2 separate regions of the Homo sapiens genome follow, and region 1 is linked to region 2. The links are chromatin contacts, found by Hi-C or POLR2A ChIA-PET in ENCODE. All regions are on one chromosome and are shown on one strand. The core of a region is the stretch at or near the end of the contact, and the rest is flanking DNA. Distances in the headings are between cores, read along the strand shown.

Region 1 (3,692 bases), core at 101-2,600, 54 kb before region 2:
AGCCCAGAGCAGGGGTTCTCCAGGATGGAATCCTCTTAGAGACTCCTCAGTGACTGTACCCATCTCCTTTCCATTCTACCCCTCTCTGTATGACCAAGAGAGAATTGTTTTCCCTTTTAGGCATAGCTAACATGGGCAAATGAAACAAATTAGTTTTCATTACTGCAGATAATAAATAAATCTTGTGGTGAAATAAATAATATAATATGTAATAATGGACTGAAAAAATACAGCTCAAAACAGACAAAGCTGGGTAAAAACAGAAACCATCAAAAGTAGAGAAAGCCAGAGAACTATCCAGTCAAGCAATAAAGCAACAACATCTGAGAGGCCTCATGTACTGTCCTGAAGTGACTTTTAGCTACTCACGCTGTGTTAACTGTTGATGAAATGTCATTGAGCTTAAAATAAAATAAGTTTGTAGTCCTAGATAACACTCTGCAAGAGCAAATAATATTAGGCCACTATACACCGATATAAATAAATAACTCATAGCAATGTACCAATATGTCAAGATTTTTCACAGGAGGGAGTATGAAAACTAGCTGGATGGTGTCAGGCTCGTTTAAAAGCTCATTTGCTCCCCTTAGTCACTGTCCTTTCACCTTTACATGGCATCTCTCCTGGTCTCTTGTCGACGTGGTTGTCAAAGCACCAGCTCAATAGTGCTGGTCTGTCAGCAGAGATGTGTTAAATGTAAAGATGGCAGAGTTCCCCACAGAAAGCTACATGCAGACTCTGGAGCCAGCTGAAGTCATGGGGCGTCAGGTGACAATGAGACTATGTCATCAAATGACATGTATCCCTGAGGTGCCCAATGAACTTTACACAGAGTTTTTTTTTTTTTTCCTATTGTATTATTCTGACATCTTGCTAAAAAAAAAGAAAAGAAAGAGGACAGACATTTCTATTCCACAGAAAGGAAAGCTTGGACTCAAAGAAGTTGCCTGAATTGCTCTAGATGACTTTATTTTTTGGGATTTCCTGGTTTCCATAAACAGCCACCCATCTGCCTACCCTCCTTCTCCCACTCACTTCTGACCACAACTGCACCCTGCTGTGTGTTAGGAGGAGCGGATTTGATGTCTCGGAGGCGAGGGGTGTGTCTGAGGTGAATGGGCATGTCTATACCTCCCTACTTTGTTAAATGATTGCAACAGAGATCACCCACGTACTCCCAGCCTGGTTCAGTGCAACACATGTCTAGTTCATTAGATGCAGCCTGTTCAGGCCTCTTCTACCTGCTGAGACTTCACACCCATAAAATCCAGTTAAACCTCTGAGTCACAGGAGGCTGCCCTATCAGAAGACTACACACTTTCCAGCTTCCCAGCTTGGGAGTCACAAGACCTGAGTTCAGATTTCAGCTCTGCCACTTACTGAGGCAAATACTTGTATCCATCTTAATGTCAGGTGGTCATGTTGAGTAACCTCTGATTTCTTATCTAAAGGGGTTTTTTTTTTAGGATAATTGAATGGAAAAACTATCTTAAATTGCTTAGTACAGGAGTCATCAATGTATAGTCTGCCTGCTGCCTGTTATGGAAATAAAGTTTTATTGGAACACAGCTGTGCCCATTCAGCTAAGGCTAGCATTTATGTTTATTGTTGACAGCTGCTTTTTTGCTACAATGTCAGAGATGAGTGGTTTTCCCACATAGTGGGTCTGCACTATGTATGAGTTGCTTACTCCTTTTCTTCTTTCTGTTTGTCCTTACTCTTAACTGTATGCTCCTAATTAGTTGCTCTCTAATTATCCAACCCCTCCCCAGAAACAGACTGACTATACTTTCTTTTAACAGTAATTTGCTGGAGAGTTTCAATTTCACTTTGGGCACTGCTACGTCTTAGTGACAATAAGTAATTCATCTGGGGTGGATGGGGGTGATAGGGTGGGGGTGGGGGTGGGAGGAGGTGAATAGGAAGCATTGTAGCTTCGTACTTTGTGAGTGGACTCAGTGAGGGACAACCACAGACACAGACCCTAGTTCAGTGTCATATCTCTATGTTTCATCAAACAACTACAGGATTTTGTTTGTTTATTGTTAGCAGGAGTACATGGTGTAAGGGCAGGTCGAAACATTTTTTCCCCTAATTTCAGTATGGTTAAAAAAAGTATATTCTCCAATGTATTGTGAGATTGATGTAGTGAAAAGATGCCTGGTAAGAGAAGTCAGAAAATCTAGGTTCAAGTCTGGGTTTATCTTAGTTTTATTATGTTGGTCAAGCCACTTCTGAGTGTCAGTTTCTTCAGAACTAAGACTGAGGGTAATAATACGACTTGATTCCTAGCATGATTCTGAAGCATAAAAGATAATGCAAGTGGAAAACTTTGTGAACTATGAGGCCATCTATAAAATGTGACACATATGTATATAACAGGGTCTGTTTCAGGGGATTTCATTATTTTCTTTTTCTTTATATTTTTATATTTACATCAAACACAGTTTCAGTTTTTACAATAGGTTCTGATATCTGACGAGGCTGATCCCTAAGAACATTTGCATTTTGCTAGTTTTCCTGTTTATAGTTTTGAATGTTTTTAATAAGATAAGCACTAAGCTTAGCAATTCGTCAGTGTTCATTCTAATGACCTTCAAGAAACGTCCCGTTGGATCTTTAGACAGAATTATTTCAGTAAGTTTGAGGAGCCTTGGCATCTTTATGTTGAATTTTTCCATCTAATAAAAATATAACTCTTCCTCTTAATTATTAAAAATATATCCCCCAATCAAGGTTTTAAAACTTTTAATACATTTCTTATTGAGTTTATAAATATTTTATATTTGTCGCTATTTGAATAGCTTTTCTTTTGCTTTATATTATCTATCTGTTTACTGCCAGTATATAGAAATACTGTTGCTTTTTAGGTATTTATCTTATTCCAAGCCACTTTATGACTCTTTTTTAAAATAAAGAAAGCTTTTAGTTAATTCTTTTGACTTTTTCAGATTTATACTTGTGTGATTTTCATGTACTTTAGTACCTTAGTTCACAAAAATTTATTCCTTTTGTGTTTATAACCTACTGCATTAACCAGAGAATCTAAAGTGATAATGATGCTAGCTGATAGTCCCAGCTACTCGGGAGGCTGAGGCACGAGAATCGCTTGAGCCTGGAAGACAGAGGTTGCAGTGAGCCGAGATTGTGCCACTGCACTCCAGCCAGGGCGACACAGCGAGACTCTGTCTCAAAAAAACCCCAAAAAACAAACAAACAAAAACCAGAAACAGTGATAATCATACTAAAGGACATTCTTTGTGTTTGTTTCTGATTTTCAATGTTTGCCAATTAATTATAATCTTTATTTACTTTAAGCCAAGAGCATCTTTATCACATTGAAGGAGCATCCTTCTATTCCTATTGAAATGTTTACTCTGTAATTAGGAAAAGGTGTTGATTTTATCAGATGTGGTATCTATGAAATTATCACATTGGCTAATTATTGTTGTATCAGTGAATACTCAGTGGATTATTTTCTCCTTGGAAATCAATCTCTGTGGTCAGCTGACTGGCTCTGCTAACAGTGACAGATGTGTAAACGGTGCCTTTACGAGTTCAAACATTTCAGGACCAAACTTTTTGCACAAGAAGGTGGTCCAATGCCAGAAGCAAGGGTTGCAGGAGTAGGAATCCCCCCGAGTTTCTCTCCTTGGACACATTTTCCAAAGTTGGCCGCTTTGAACAATCCT
Region 2 (3,674 bases), core at 635-3,134:
CATGGTGCGTCTTCCAGGAGGGTGGGCAAACTGCTTAACTACTCAATTTGCTCATTTTTAAAATGGGGTTATAATATTACCCATCTTGGTGGGTTGTTTGGAGCATTCAGTGAGATAATGCTTACAAAGCAATTAGTGCAGGGCCTGGCTAAGGTTAGCTTTTAAAATTGTTGTGTGTCTCCCATCTCCACCTGTGAAGGAGGCTGTACCTCAGTTTCAATGCCTGGTCAAGTAGTACAAGGCTCTTTCCCAAAGCTGCAGAGGCTGGATCCCATTGGGGAGCTACAATAGAGAGACAAGCACCCCACAAAGATTGCAGGATTCCTGCCCTTCTCTTATTTCTGCTCTTCCAGCCTTATCTCTCATCTCCATTAGCAAATTTACTTTCTAAAGCCAGTAGCCCTACCCTTTAAAGGGATTACTTGGTGAATAGTTTAAGAACAAACAATGACAAGTATAATCATTATAGCAATAACTCTTGGTTGGCCTGGATTGGTTTCTTCCTTGCACACATGACAAGGGAGACAGAGTGAAAGAGAAAGGGCAAATTTTTGCATTAGCTTTCCCTGTGAGGGGAGTTAGGGACCCTTTCCCAGTTGAAAAGAGCAATGCTGCTTGGTCCTGGGTGAGACACAATGTGACAGTAACATGCCCCCAAATTCATAAACGCTGGAGGGAGTTGACAGCTGGTATTTTTAAAGGAGCTGATTTGGTGGCTAATTTTATTTATCTTGCTTCCTTTGCCAAGCTCAGCTGCTTCTTTGCCCTGTGCCATTAAGTCCCAGGAGGTCCATAGGCAGCAATTTACAAATCTATTCCTTTCCGTGGCGAAGGTTCTTTTTACCGCCATGGGTTTTTCATACAGAAAATAGAAAATCTAGAAGCCATATAACCAGAGTGATCTTTAATGTTTCATCAAAAGCTGTCCTATATGGGTATTTATTTATATTTAGCCCAGAGTGAAAGGTCCCAGGAGGCTGCAGCCTGAGCAGATTTGGTTCAATATCTGCAAAGGAATTTAAATCAGCTTACCAATAAAGAAATCTTCCTACAAGAGGAAAAAAAAAAGTGGAACTTGAGTCTGATTGACCTTGAGACAAAGACAGCCTGGAAACCATTCAGTAGTCAATAACAGAGCCATGCAGCCTGTAGACATATCTTTGTGAGTGTGCTTATGTGTAAATCGGGCCAGAGGTGCAGGTAGGGAAGCAACATCTTCATACAGTCTCCATGGTTGCATTAGACTGAAAAAAAAGGAATTGATATTTCGTTATAAAGCTGAATGTTAAAAATTAGCATTCCTAAAATTTCTGACAATCTGGCTTAAATAAAATAATAACAGATGTATGTGAAAGTGATATTGCTAGAGAGTAACAGTTGTATAATGGATATCCTGCTGTACAACATTTATGAATAATGCATCATTATCTATTATCTTTAAATCTATCCAGGATTAATAGCTTTGCAGATTATTTAGCCTCCAAGATATAAGGGATAAAATCAATACATATATGTTTTGATAATCGATGACAATCAATTCATTAAAAATAAACACCTAGCCAGCCTCAGTTAAATGCTCAGGAGGTGTCCTTATTCTCTAATTGTATTGGTTTATTTGCCATGCTAGCAATTTGGGATGATATCTTTATAATCCATGTCAATGTTGAAAAAAAAGAGAGAGAATGTTCTCCAGATCCAAGCAAGAAACAAACAAACAAACAAACAACCCAAGACATCTTCTCCAGGAGTTTCAACCTAAAAAAACCAGAGCTTTCTATTGCCCTTGGGGTTTTGCTGCTGCATCTCCTGACACCAGGGGCTGGACAATGATTGGTTTCCTTTGATAAAAAGTTCTTCAGGAAAATAACAGCTTAGTCAGAGGAGGCCACCAGGCTGTGTGCCCCAGCAGTGCAGCCTTGGGCAGGGTTGAAGAGGGGAAAGAGGAAGAAAAGCCACTGCCTCTGCAGCACCCACAGTGGGGAAGCAGTGGGCCTGGAAAAGGCGACAAATTGCTCATGTTACATTTAGAATGATCACTATTCTTCCCCATTTTGACATGGATGTCACTGTAGAAAGGGATTTTAGCTTAGATTACTGATAGTTGTGGGAGTGAGGAGAGATTCCCCCACCCCCAAATTCTGTAGTAGAATTTTTATTCTTGAGTTCATCTTCTCAAGGTGACACTAGACCCTAATTTCAGACAGTTGCTATATCTTTCCTCTCCCTCCACCTTTCTCTCCCTTTCACTTTCTTTTTCTCTATAATGCTGAGCTTTTGGCAAAGATACCAAACAGACAATCCATTTGCAGCCAAAAGTTTATGTGTATGTTGATTGTTTCTGATGAGTGGATGGAAACCTCAGCTTCTCAGTGCCCTTGAGCAAAAAGGGCTGAACAAGTTGTGTGTTTCCACATCACATGTCATCTCAATAGCTAATTCTTAGGTTGCAGAATATTGTTATAATATGAAATTCTGGGGTTGTAGTTCAATTCACTCTCCTTAGTAAGCTACTGCACACACAGATCTGATTGTGTCACAGCTTTTTGTTTAAACCAATAGCTGGTTTCACAGGGGTTAGAAGCTGTGTTTGAGAAATGTGTTTTCCATCGATTAAAATTTCTTAAAGGACACACCACAATTGAATGACAGGCTATTTTAAAATTATTTACAAGCTCGACATTTTACTCAAAGCAAATTGTCAACTAAATCTAGTTATCATTTTATCTGCTGGACCTATTCCCCCTGAGCATACCAACCATGAAAAAGATTATCTCCTCAATTTATTGCTTTAGCAATTCAGTAGACATCTTCTTGGCACCCCCCTCCTAGTACTAAATGATGATAGAAAGGCATTGATGAGTTTTGGGGGCATTTGTTTCCAGAATTTCCCCAAACACAATTTTTCAATTGCATTATGAATGAAGGCCATGATATGAGAGCTTTTTCTGGATCTAATTTCCACTATAATCACTCTCCTATGGAAAAACCAGAGATTATTTTTCCACTTGCATTTTCCCCATGCTACTAATAATATAAATTGACGCAATTTCTTTTGGTACCTCTCTAACCATGTACATATTGCTATTGTATTGTCATGAATGCAGTTCCAAGCTCTTTTCCATGTCACTGCTTATACACGTCAATTCCCTCTGTCATGGGGACATTCTTCCCATTGACCTTTGCTTGGCTCTGTCCTCATTATCACCCAGATCTTAGTCCAAGTAACAACTCCTCTGGGGGCTTCCTGGACCACCTTATCCTATGTTACTTACTTCCCCCAATACCGTTCCAGTAGTTATCTATTACATGTTACCTACTTTATGTCACTTACTACCATCTAAAATACTCTTACTTATTAACCCTACAAGATTCTGGTTTGTTTTTCTCAGCCAAAGGTAAGCTCCATGAAAGAATCTCATTTTTTGGTTTACTACTCTTTCCCAGTGCCTATCATGGTGCCTGGGATATAATAGACAATAAATATTTGCCACACAAGTGAATGAACAGGTACAAAATTGCAATCAGAAAACCTAGCTACATTTCTATCTGTATTTTTGGTTTTCTGCATGACGCTAGACTTTCTATTTAACCCAGTTGATTTTCTACAAACCCATAAAATTCTAGATTTCGGGACCAAAAGATATCTGTAAGGTTAGATAGTCATTCTGTTGATG

What was found. A loop is a pair of places that touch in the nucleus more often than their neighbours do. ChIA-PET counts read pairs that join two places held with the same protein, here RNA polymerase II (POLR2A). Pooled maps may share reads with other maps.
Region 1: a loop to region 2 is called in a map of Right ventricle myocardium superior, with 6 times the contacts of the local background. The contact joins two enhancer-like sites. A Hi-C loop is called at or near these places in 4 of 168 maps with a recorded cell type or tissue (GM12878, Right ventricle myocardium superior, endothelial cell of umbilical vein and 1 more), 31 of 37 single-sample maps with no recorded cell type and 18 of 50 pooled maps. POLR2A ChIA-PET finds 5 or more read pairs at or near these places in 7 of 52 experiments (A549, GM12878, OCI-LY7 and 4 more).

The regions. Positions count from the first base shown.
Region 1 is chr2:207,335,494-207,339,185 of GRCh38, reverse strand. The region is part of intron 1 of LOC105373851 (a long non-coding RNA gene); the gene reads right to left. Among named protein-coding and RNA genes, the nearest start is that of MIR1302-4, 68 kb to the right of the region's middle. Within about 2 kb of position 1,350, at least 4 of the 41 ENCODE cell types and tissues checked have a DNase peak (open chromatin) inside an H3K27ac peak, as active enhancers do.
Region 2 is chr2:207,281,786-207,285,459 of GRCh38, reverse strand. No RefSeq gene overlaps it. Among named protein-coding and RNA genes, the nearest start is that of MIR1302-4, 14 kb to the right of the region's middle. RefSeq lists a silencer at 1-7. Within about 2 kb of position 1,884, at least 6 of the 41 ENCODE cell types and tissues checked have a DNase peak (open chromatin) inside an H3K27ac peak, as active enhancers do.